Regions from separate parts of the Homo sapiens genome. Here regions 2, 3 and 4 are each linked to region 1. A link is a contact called in ENCODE Hi-C or POLR2A ChIA-PET data. All regions are on one chromosome and are shown on one strand. The core of a region is the stretch at or near the end of the contact, and the rest is flanking DNA. Distances in the headings are between cores, read along the strand shown. Region 1 overlaps TPST1 (tyrosylprotein sulfotransferase 1). Region 2 has its middle 35 kb from the start of TPST1. Region 3 overlaps TPST1 (tyrosylprotein sulfotransferase 1). Region 4 holds the start of LINC03011 (long intergenic non-protein coding RNA 3011).

Region 1 (2,540 bases), core at 25-2,524:
AATCAAGTGTGACTCTTCAGTTTCTGGCTCAAGTGACAGTAGAAAATACTGCAGTTACTGATATGGATATGACCTAAATGGATAGGTACAAGTTTTGGGGCAGAGATGGGATAACATGTTATATACCCTTTTCATGGCTGGCACATATGTGAACACACTCAATATGGGAATTATTACTACTATCTGGACATCCTGGGTTTCATAACAAAGGCTTCTAGAAAACAAGTGGAAATAGTAACTTCCATGTCCTTAAATACAGTCTGCAAGCATGAAATAGAACAGGATTCTCAAAGTGGATGGCAATAGGTTCTCTCTTGAAATAAAAAGAAAACTTCACTACAAAATGATAATGCAGGCCAAGCACCGTGGCTCACACCTGTAATTTTAGTACTTTGGGAGGCTGAGGCAGAAGGATCGTTTGAGCCCAGGCTGGGGAATGTAGCGAGACCCTGCCTCTACCCACCACCCCCCTCCAAAAAAAGGTGATGGCTCCAGGGGAGTATCTACAATACAGCCAACCAAGGAAACTTTGGTTTATCACATCAGCATCTGATAAGGTCTGTGCTTCTCTGAAATCACATTAATGAAAACATGTAACTACCAGAATGCTTCACATTGAAAGCTTTTATTTTGAAAAATAAAATACAAAAGTCATTAGGTTGTAAATGTATAATGGTAATTTCCCAACTTCTCAGAAACAATACAATGAATTAAATAATTAGGATATTTAATATTATTCACATCAATACACTTAAACAGGCACACGTGTTCTACAAAACATTAGAACATGTACAGACAACCTATTTCAAAAGGAGACTGCCCAAGTCTGCTTACAGGATCCCATTTTTAAACCCTCTCCTTGAAAACAAACGTCATAATGTAAGAAAAGAGAACAAGAGGAGTTTTAACAGGAAACACATGTTCCTTCTGGGCTCCTTACTGCAGGGCTGTGCATGAAATCGGGATCAAGAGCTCTTTGCTCAGGAGGCAGATCCCTCACGAGGCCCAAAGCTGTGCGGACACCTCCATCCTCTCAGTGGGAGGAAACTGGCAAATGCACAGGCGGCGCAGCCAAGGTGCAGACGCTCCACCAAGCTTGGCAGGGGACAGCCAATCCTAGGAATTTCCCTTCTGCTGAAAAGGCAGCAATCTTTCCTAGGGCGAACAAACAGAATGTGGTTACAGGTGTGGAGTCCCGGTGTGTTCTCCCTGTGTCTTCGTCTCTTCCTTCCCAGCTACAGGCCTAGACAAGCCAGGCGGTTGGGGAGGTTCCTGCAGATCAGGGGCCAGGAGGATGGATGTTGAGAACAGCTGCCTCAGGAAGACTGCCTGGGAGGCACACACACCCTCACTCTGGTGCTTTCAGATGCATGCAAGTAGCTGCTGGGTGCAAAGCAAGCAGATGGCCAAAACCAGGGCTGCTCCTGCCCATTTCTAAATAACTGACTGTCATCTGCTATTGTTGCTACTGTGGGGGCACTGTCAGGGGCACCAGATGTCCAGGGGTCAGCACCATGATTCCTCGTGTGAAGAAATGGGTCCTAAGGTTCTTAAAGTGTCCAGGGGTCAAGACCCTGATTCCTCCTTATGTGAAGAAATGGGTCCTAAGGTTCTTCAAGTGTCCAGGGGGCAGCACCCTGATTCCTCCTCATGTGAAGAAATGGGTCCTAAGGTTCTTTAAGTGTCCAGGGGGCAGCACCCTGATTCCTCATGTGAAGAAATGGGTCCTAAGGTTCTTTAAGTGTCCAGGGGGCAGCACCCTGATTCCTCCTCATGTGAAGAAATGGGTCCTAAGGTTAAGTGTCCAGGGGTCAAGACCCTGATTCCTCCTCATGTGAAGAAATGGGTCCTAAGGTTCTTTAAGTGTCCCAGGGGTCAGCACCCTGATTCCTCCTCATGTGAAGAAATGGGTCCTAAGGTTCTTTAAGTGTCCAGGGGTCAGCACCCTGATTCCTCCTCACGTGAAGAAATGGATCCTAAGGTTCTTTAAAGGAAGCTCCAGAGAACACAGATACTGTTATTGAAATGCCAAAGGGACCCAAAAGATAAGAAAGATAGTATCCATCCTAAGGGCTTTGCTGTGTCCCCAGTTCTCCTGAGTCCTCCTCAGCACAGGTTGGCCCCTCCCAACCTCCACACACAAGCCAGGGTGAAATGCTGCAGAGGCAACTGCTGATGCGGTCCATCCTACAACACGCTGGTAAAGAAATGAGGCCTTGTGTGTGTTTGGTGGGGCGGGCAGGGAGATTACCTATGAAGTTTGAAAGCATTTTGTATAAACAAAATTAGCCAAGGCCTGATAACTGCTGTTAAATATGCAGACCCACAGGGCATAAGACTAACATTCAGCATTTGCTCCTCAGCAAAAAGGAAACCTGAATCCTAGAACCTGTCAATATTAGCAGCTTGCTGCCATCTGGGATTTTGACATGACGGACCAGCGTCCATGTGCTTCTTATGTCTATAATCCATCAACGCACCGCAAGTCACATTCAACCTGTTTTCTCACTAGCAAAACAGGAATACTACCAGCTTGCCAG
Region 2 (2,540 bases), core at 28-2,527, 190 kb after region 1:
TAATTCCTGCATCCATAAGTGTGAATTTTATTTCACTAAGATTAGTAAACAGCCATTTCAAAACTTGGCTCTCTGAAAGTATATACACCAAAATGTTATCAATGATGACTCCTTCAGGATCAGGAGGGAGATGAAGAGGAATTTTATGTGTTTTTTTTGTTTTTGTTTTCCTGAGATAAGGCCTCACTCTGTCACCCAGGCTAGAGTGCATTGGTGCAATCACAGCTCACTGCAGCCTCAACCTCCAGGGTTCAAGTGATCCTCCCAGCTCAGCCTCCCATATAGCTGAGAATACCGGCATGCATCACTATGCAATGCTTTTCTAAAAATTATTTTTTGTAGAGATGGGGTCTCACTATGTTGCTCAGGCTGGTCTCCAACTCCTGGGCTCAAGTGATCCTCCCACCTCAGCCTCCCAAAGTGCTGGGATTATAGGCATGAGCTGCCACGCCCTGCCAGAACTTCATGTTTTATTTTATATACATCCGTATTGTTTAAATGTTCACAAGAATGCATAGGTTGGGCGCAGTGGTTCAGGCCTGTAATCCCAACACTTTGGGAGGCCGATGGGGGTGGATTGCTTTGAGCTCAGGAGTTCGAGACCTGCCTGGGCAACAGGGCAAAACTCCATCTCTACAAAGAATACAAAAATTAGCTGGGCATGGTGGTGCAAATCTGTGGTCCCAGCTACTTGGGAGGCTGAGGTGGGGGGATCACTTGAGCCTGGGAGGTGGAGGTTGCAGTAAGCCGAGATCACACCACTGCACTCCAGCCTGGGCAACAGAGTGAGACCCCATCCCCCAAAATAAATGAATGAAGGAATGTTCACAAGAGAGCTTTGGTTTGAGGAGGTGGTGTATTTTTTGTTTTCTTTTCATTAAGCTGCTTCTTAGTCAGTTTTTGCTGCAGTAACAAACAACCCCAACATTCCAGTGGCTTACAACATACATTTGTTCCTCATATTACATGAGGGCTGAGGGTGGGCCAGAGGGTGAGCAAGCCTCCAGCATCAGAGATCTGCAAATACATGCTCAGGCTCTGCTGCCCTGGTCCTATGTGATCCTGGCTCACCGGGGCTTGTTCTTGGCTCCAATCCTGACTGCAGTCCCCTCCTGTGACCTCGCCTGCATCGGTGACTTCCGCATCTCCCAGCATTCAGACCTTGGCTGTCCTCTGGTTTCCCTGGCTCAGCGCACCCTGCCCTGGCCCTGACTCCTTGGTGTCCCTATGACTCAAGACTCTGGCTCCCTGCCCCCAGGACCCCACCCTGCCCATGTTCTGGCCCTTCCAGCTAAGGCCCCACAAGGGGGAAAAAGAGAGCATTTAACCCAGAACCCACCAGGTTCCTGGGACTCTCTGCCCCTGCCCTGTGCAAGGACAACATGGGTCTTCCGGTTCTACGAACACAGCCACTGACCCAGCCGTGCACGCAGGACACGGCAGACATGTAATTAATGACCCACGAAGCTTCTAACAGAGGCTCATTCTGAGTAGCTAGTACTCTAGGGGGAGTGAAGGGAAGATTGACTCTTGGCTGCAAGCCATACCCAGCATGTCACAGCCCCCAGCCCTAAAGTCTACTTGCTCCATCCTCCTCCTTGGTCAGGGGTATTTGGGAACCACGGGGAAGGAGCTTTAGAAACAGGATTGCTCAATAGATCTGATGCTTGGGCGTTTCGAGTTCCCAGCAAACACTTGCTTCCCAAGCCCAAGCACGTGATCTCTAGCTCTGGAGCAGACAGGTCTAGGTCGACTTGCATCTTTTTTTTTTTTTTTTTTTTGGAGACAGAGTCTCACCCTGTCGCCCAGGCTGGAGTGCAGTGGCGCGATCTTGGGTCACTGCAACCTCCTCCTCCCAGGTTCAAGGGATTCTCTTGCCTCAGCCTCCTGAGTATCTGGGACTACAGGCGTGCATCACCATGCCCAACCAATTTTTGTAATTTTTGGTAGAGACAGGGTTTTGCCGTGTTGGCCAGGCTGGTCTCAAACTCCTGACCTCAGTTGATCCCCGACTTCAGCCTCCCAAAGTGCTGGGATTACAGGCGTGAGCCTCCGCGCCTGGCCCTGAAAAATTTTTTTGTAGAGATGGGGACTCACTTTGTTGGCTAGCCTGGTCTCAAACTCCTGGACTCAAGCGATCCTCCTGCCTCAGCCACCCAAAGTGCTGTGATTACAGGTGTGAGCCACTGCACCCAGCTGTCTGCCTCCGCCTCCAGTACTTGCTCCCTGGGAGTGCCTGGGCCATTTTTTCACTCTGCACCTTTGGTTTCCTCCTCTATGACATAGGGATAAGGCATGCAGAGCCCTTAGTGCAGCACCTGGAATGTGGTTGGTGTTGAAAACTAGTAGCTATTGGTTGAGGCAAGAATCATCACTAGAATATAAGAGTAGTGAGTAAAAATGTGGTAAGAGAATATTTCTCTCAAATATCTCCCCATAAATTGCTTGTTAATTAAAAATGGGGGCAGGGTGCAGTGGCTCACACCTGTAATCCCAACACTTTGGGAGGCCGAGGTGGGAGGATCACTTGAGGCCAGGGG
Region 3 (2,540 bases), core at 22-2,521, 140 kb after region 1:
CTATCCGTTACTTTATTTCTTTTTATTTATTTATTTATTGAGACTGAGTCTCTGTCACCCAGGCTGGAGTGCAATGGCACAATCTCGGCTCACTGCAACCTCTGCTTTCTGGGTTCAAGTGATTCTCCTGCCTCAGCCTCCCCGGTAGCTGGGATTACAGGCATGTGCCGCCACGCCCAGCTGATTTTTGTATTTTTAGTAGAGATGAGGTTTCACCATGTTGCCCAGGCTGGCCTTGAACTCCTGATCTCAGGTGATCCGCCCGCCTCAGCCTCCCAAAGCGCTGGGATTACAGGCGTGAGCCACTGTGCCAGGCCCTCTTTCCATTACTTTTAAACTCCACTTTGCTGTATTTTCAGACAGCAGATCAATATTTTCTCAACTAGGACATTTATAGAGCTAAGGTTGATCTAAAAAGAATACCAGAATGGGCCGGGTGCGGTGGTTCATGCCTGTAATCCCAGCACTTTGGGAGGCCAAGGCAGGCGGATCACCTGAGGTCAGGAGTTCAAGACCAGCCTGGCCAACATGGCGAAACCCCGTCTCTACTAAAAATACAAAATTAGCCAGGCGTGGTGGCGCGTGCCTGTAATCCCTGCTACTCAGGAGGCTGAGGCTTGAGAATCGCTTGAACCCAGGAGGTGGAGGTTGTGGTGAGCCAAGATCGTGCCATTGCACTCCAGCCTGGGCAACAAGAGTGAAACTCCATCTCACAAAAAAAAAAAAAAAAAAAAAAAAAAAAAAAGAATACCAGAATGTTCAGGCTCAGTTTTATCTCCAGGGGAGAGAAAAAGCACTGAAACACTGCAATAAACGTATCTGAGGAATCACTATTAATAGAACTGCTCTTTCCCAGCAGGCCAAATGAAATAGACTCCTAGAAATAATGCCTTAGAGAAGAGAGTGCTGACATTACATTTCTATACTTACATATTTGCAAATTTTATAAACTAAGATTGCTAACCAAAAACAGGATCAGTCAACAAAAGTAGAGATACAGAGGTCAGCAGCCAGCAAGGCCATGCCCAACACCCAGTGCACACACACAGGCCCAGGTACACACACTCAAGAGCACATTCACCACACCCTGCTGTTATAATCAGGAACATGGCTATATTCTAGGTCCAAAGAGATGCTGGGGACATGTCCTAGCAAAAGATAAATTACAGGAATGTAACAACGCCCCTAAAAGCTGTCTTTCCTTTGTTAATCACTAGTTCCTTGCCTCTCATACCCATTCATGATGCCAACCAACGTGGCAAACAGCAACAGCCAATACCACTGTGCCTGCTGACTAAAGTCCAGTCTGTATCTGGTTTCTCCATTTACTTCTAGCCTGTTAGCAAAAGGAAAAATAATTTTATCACATGCTTGAACTTGCCAATGAATAAATGCACAGAGACTGATTTTGAATGACAGCTTTGCCATGCAGTACAGACTTCAAATCTGACCTAAATGAAACCATTGTTGCAAGAGCCATTCTTATGTCAGCTCATGGTCAGAGCATCAACATGGGAACACCTTTTCCTAGCTGCACGTTAGGGGCTGGCACCAGACCCACTAACGAGTAGCAAATGGCAAGAAGAATATGGTATACACAGCTGACAATCTTTGAAAGTCAGCTGATACTCACTACTTAAAGGAGCAGTGAACTTCAAAAAAACCCATACCAAGAACTGGACCTAATGCCTAGAACACAAATGGAGACAGGAGCACAAGTTAAACTAAAGCAAAACATCTGTAAAGGTTCAAGTTAAATGAAATGATGTCTCGGCTTTGCTTCAGAAATATCTGAGAGCAGGAATGTGTGGAGGGTATATATGAAATTAGACTGCTATGAGCTCACTGTTGAAGCTGAGTGATGGGCACTTGAGGGCTCAATATAGCAGTCTCTATTTTGGATATGTTTGAAATTTTTCATAATAAAGAGTTAAAATGAAATAAAACAAAATAAAAAATTGAAGTTACCAAGTTCCAAACTTCTCAGACCTATAAATCAGGAAATCATTGTTGGCTAAACTATTTATCTTTTAGATTCATCAAGTTCATGTTTATAATCTGTTTAGACCACCCATGATGAGGAACAAAGAAAGCAAATTTCTTCAAATTATATATTCTTATTCGGTAACTCAAGTTTATGCCATTTTTCTACCAAACTTGTAACTTTTTTTTTTTTTTTTTTTTTTTTGAGACAGGGTCTTACTCTGTCACCCAGGCTGGAGTGCAATGGCATATAGCTCACTGCAGCCTCCAACTCCTGGGCTCAAGTGATCCTCCCACCTCAGCCTCCTAAGTAGCTGGGACTGCAGGGGCATGCAAACCATACCTGGCTAATTTTTTGTTTCTTTCTTTCTTTCTTTTTTGTAGAGACAAGGCCTCCTTATGATGCCCAGGCTGGTCTTGAACCCCTGGCCTCAAGTGATCCTCCCACATCAGCCTCCCAAAGTGCTGGAATTACAAACATGAACCACCACACCCAGCCCCTCATAACCTTTAGAATGAAAAGTAACTGAATAGAAAAAGTAGAAGAGAAGATGGCA
Region 4 (2,540 bases), core at 22-2,521, 130 kb before region 1:
CCACGACGCCCAGATAATTTTTTGTATTTTTGTAGAGACCGAATTTCACCATGTTGCCCAAGCTAGTCTGGAACGCCTGAGCTCAAGGGATCCGCCCACCTAGGCCTCCCAAAGTGCTGGGATTACGGGTGTGAGCCACTGGGCCGGCCCAATAACTTTCTTCAGTCTGAGCATGAGCACTGGAAGAAAAGCTCTCACTTGCATATATTTTTTTTTTAGAGACAGGGTCTCCCTCTGTCACCCAGGCTGAAGTGCAGTGGTGTAATCTCGGCTCACAGTAACCTCAACCTCCCGGGCTCCATCGCATATATATATATATATATACACACACATATATATAGTTTTTTATTTTTTAGACGGAGTCTTGGTCTGTCGCCCAGGCTAGAGTGCAGTGGCACGATCTCGGCTAACTGCAGCCTCTGCCTCCCGGGTTCAAGCAATTGTCTGCCTCTGCCTCAACCTCCCGAATAGCTGGTATTACATGTGCCCGCCACCACGCCCGGCTAATTTTTGCATTTTTAGTAGAGACGGGATTCACCATGCTGGCCAGGATGGTCTTGAATTCCCGACCTCGTGATCCACCTGTCTCGGCCTCCCAAAGTGCTGGGATTACAGGCGTGAGCCACCGCGCCCGGCCCGATCGCTTATATTTTTAAAAAGATGTTTTCTTGGTTTCCTAGCCCCTCGTACCCCCTACAAAGTTCCAAAGGCTTTGATGTTGTTGCAACGGCCATCAGAGGTCAAGCCGAGGGGTGCAGCTCCCTAATGCGGTGCAGCCTCAGACGGGGCCGATCCTGCCCAGGATGAGCGGCGCCAGGGGTGGGGGACGCTGCCGGCGTCCCCGGGACCTGGCTGGGGGAGGAGTTGGGGGGCGCACCTACACAGGCTCAGGTGACGCGAGTGTGCGGCAAGGGCTGTAGCCGGAGCTAGCGGACTTGTGGCCACTGAGGAGCTTCTGCCTGAACGTGCCCTCCAGGCGACAGCCGCTTGGTGCGCAGCGCCTGCTCGCTAAGCGTCAGGCCCTTGCTGCGCCCTACGCCGCAGGCTGGGAAGTAGCGCAGGCAGTAGTAGTACAGGCAGCGGTAAAGCTCCTCCTTGTAGCTTATTGGTGTCGGCGGCCTGGTCTGGGCCTGCGGACCCTAACCCACCGCCTGCTGACACTGACCGGCAGTCTGTGGCCATGCGTCTGCGCATGCGCTCTCCTGGAATACCCAGCCGCTGCGCCTCGAGTTCCGATTGGTTCTACAGAAGGGGCGGGCCTGTGAGATATCACAGGGGCGCGCCTCAGCTGACGTCACAGGCGCGGGCCTTCCGGCGTCGTAATAGCGCCGGCCTTCGGCGACGTCACAGTGGCGCTACAGTGCCTGGAGCTGCGCTGGTTTTTCCTCGGAGTGGAGCCTGGTAACCGCGACTTCCCCGCCATGTTCTGTGTGTTGCTGGCTGGAGAAGGGTGGTTGACAAACTCCGACCCAGCACAGTGTTTCTGTGGGTCAAAACTAGAAAACTATGTCCAGGCTCGGCCGAGGCGGAAGGATCCGTTCAGGCCAGGAGTTAAAGAGCTGCCTGGGCAACATGGCGCGACCCCATCTCTGTAGTCCCACCTCAGCTTCCCAGATACTTGAACCCCAAGGTTCAAGGCTGCAATGAGCTATGATCCCATCACAGCACTCCATCCTGCGAGACGGAGGTAAACCTTGTCTAAAAAAATAAACTATCCAAGTGTACAACAGGGAGGGACTGCTTAAAGAAAACATGATAATTGTATGTTCAAATACTTTTAACAAGTGCAAAATGTATAGGCTGAAATAAATAGGGCTGGCCGGGCACGTTGGCTCACGCCTGTAAATTCCAACATTTTGTGTGCTCGAGGCATTCCGATCAGTAGACATGGGTGAAACCCCATGTCTACTAAAAATATAAAAATTAGGCCAGGAACTTTGCATCGTTTTAGGGGGCTCGCATCTCCCTAAGGGCCCGGTAATTGAACCCCTTGGACCTGAGGGTGAGAAACCTTGGCTCAGTTCTTCCCAGGGTGATCAGCCCAGGGGTAAGCGAGGAGAGACCAGAAAACAGGACCCATGAGAAGGTCCCCCTCCTGGAGTTTGAGGCCCATTCCTTCTTGTCCCTGCGTCTCCTCTTTCCAGGACTCCTCCCTGCTCTGCCCCACTCCTGGGAGTGGGGTCATGGCCATGGGGGGCTGCTTTTGGGTACAGGCCCCAGCGGCAACCCTGGGCCCAAAGTGGGCAGGCTCACCTGGAGGGGATCAGAGTCACATGGCAAGACGCAAGGGGAAAAGCCGCGCTGGAACCGCACCTCTCTGCCCCCTGATGTCAGTGGGTGCACTCTTCCCTCACCTCACTCAGGCAGCGGCTTGAGTTCCATGGGAGCACTGTCCTGCTCCCTCTGCTGCCTCTTTTTAGTCTTGGGGCTACTATAACACTTTCCCTTCCCCAGCCCTGCCAACCTGGTGGGACATTGGGCTTCCCTCTTCCTGGGGACAGGCGGGTCCTGGGGACAAGCCTGTCCTGTATCATACCTGC

What was found. Hi-C counts contacts between places; a loop is a spot of excess contacts on that map. ChIA-PET counts read pairs that join two places held with the same protein, here RNA polymerase II (POLR2A). Pooled maps may share reads with other maps.
Region 2: a loop to region 1 is called in a map with no recorded cell type, with 2.2 times the contacts of the local background. The contact joins two enhancer-like sites. A Hi-C loop is called at or near these places in 1 of 37 single-sample maps with no recorded cell type. POLR2A ChIA-PET finds 5 or more read pairs at or near these places in 3 of 52 experiments (A549, WTC11 and activated CD4-positive, alpha-beta T cell).
Region 3: a pooled map shows a loop between it and region 1 (2.8-fold over the local background). The contact joins two enhancer-like sites. A Hi-C loop is called at or near these places in 2 of 168 maps with a recorded cell type or tissue (Panc1 and ascending aorta) and 2 of 50 pooled maps. POLR2A ChIA-PET finds 5 or more read pairs at or near these places in 1 of 52 experiments (HCT116).
Region 4: a loop to region 1 is called in a map of mammary epithelial cell, with 3 times the contacts of the local background. The contact joins the promoter of LINC03011 here to the enhancer-like site in region 1. A Hi-C loop is called at or near these places in 1 of 168 maps with a recorded cell type or tissue (mammary epithelial cell). POLR2A ChIA-PET finds 5 or more read pairs at or near these places in 4 of 52 experiments (AG04449, HEK293T, HepG2 and 1 more).

The regions. Positions count from the first base shown.
Region 1 is chr7:66,358,510-66,361,049 of GRCh38, reverse strand. It overlaps TPST1 (tyrosylprotein sulfotransferase 1), which reads right to left. Exons shown (of 6, transcript NM_003596.4): 6 at 607-1,155. Among named protein-coding and RNA genes, the nearest start is that of LINC00174, 41 kb to the left of the region's middle. Within about 2 kb of position 1,274, at least 3 of the 41 ENCODE cell types and tissues checked have a DNase peak (open chromatin) inside an H3K27ac peak, as active enhancers do; they include mammary epithelial cell, where a contact is called at or near this core.
Region 2 is chr7:66,169,553-66,172,092 of GRCh38, reverse strand. No RefSeq gene overlaps it. Among named protein-coding and RNA genes, the nearest start is that of TPST1, 35 kb to the left of the region's middle. Within about 2 kb of position 1,277, at least 7 of the 41 ENCODE cell types and tissues checked have a DNase peak (open chromatin) inside an H3K27ac peak, as active enhancers do.
Region 3 is chr7:66,223,107-66,225,646 of GRCh38, reverse strand. The region is part of intron 1 of TPST1 (tyrosylprotein sulfotransferase 1); the gene reads right to left. Among named protein-coding and RNA genes, the nearest start is that of TPST1, 19 kb to the right of the region's middle. Within about 2 kb of position 1,271, at least 2 of the 41 ENCODE cell types and tissues checked have a DNase peak (open chromatin) inside an H3K27ac peak, as active enhancers do.
Region 4 is chr7:66,492,363-66,494,902 of GRCh38, reverse strand. It overlaps LINC03011 (long intergenic non-protein coding RNA 3011), which reads right to left and starts at 1,271. Exons shown (of 2, transcript NR_134573.1): 1 at 1,166-1,271. RefSeq lists an enhancer at 1,373-1,582.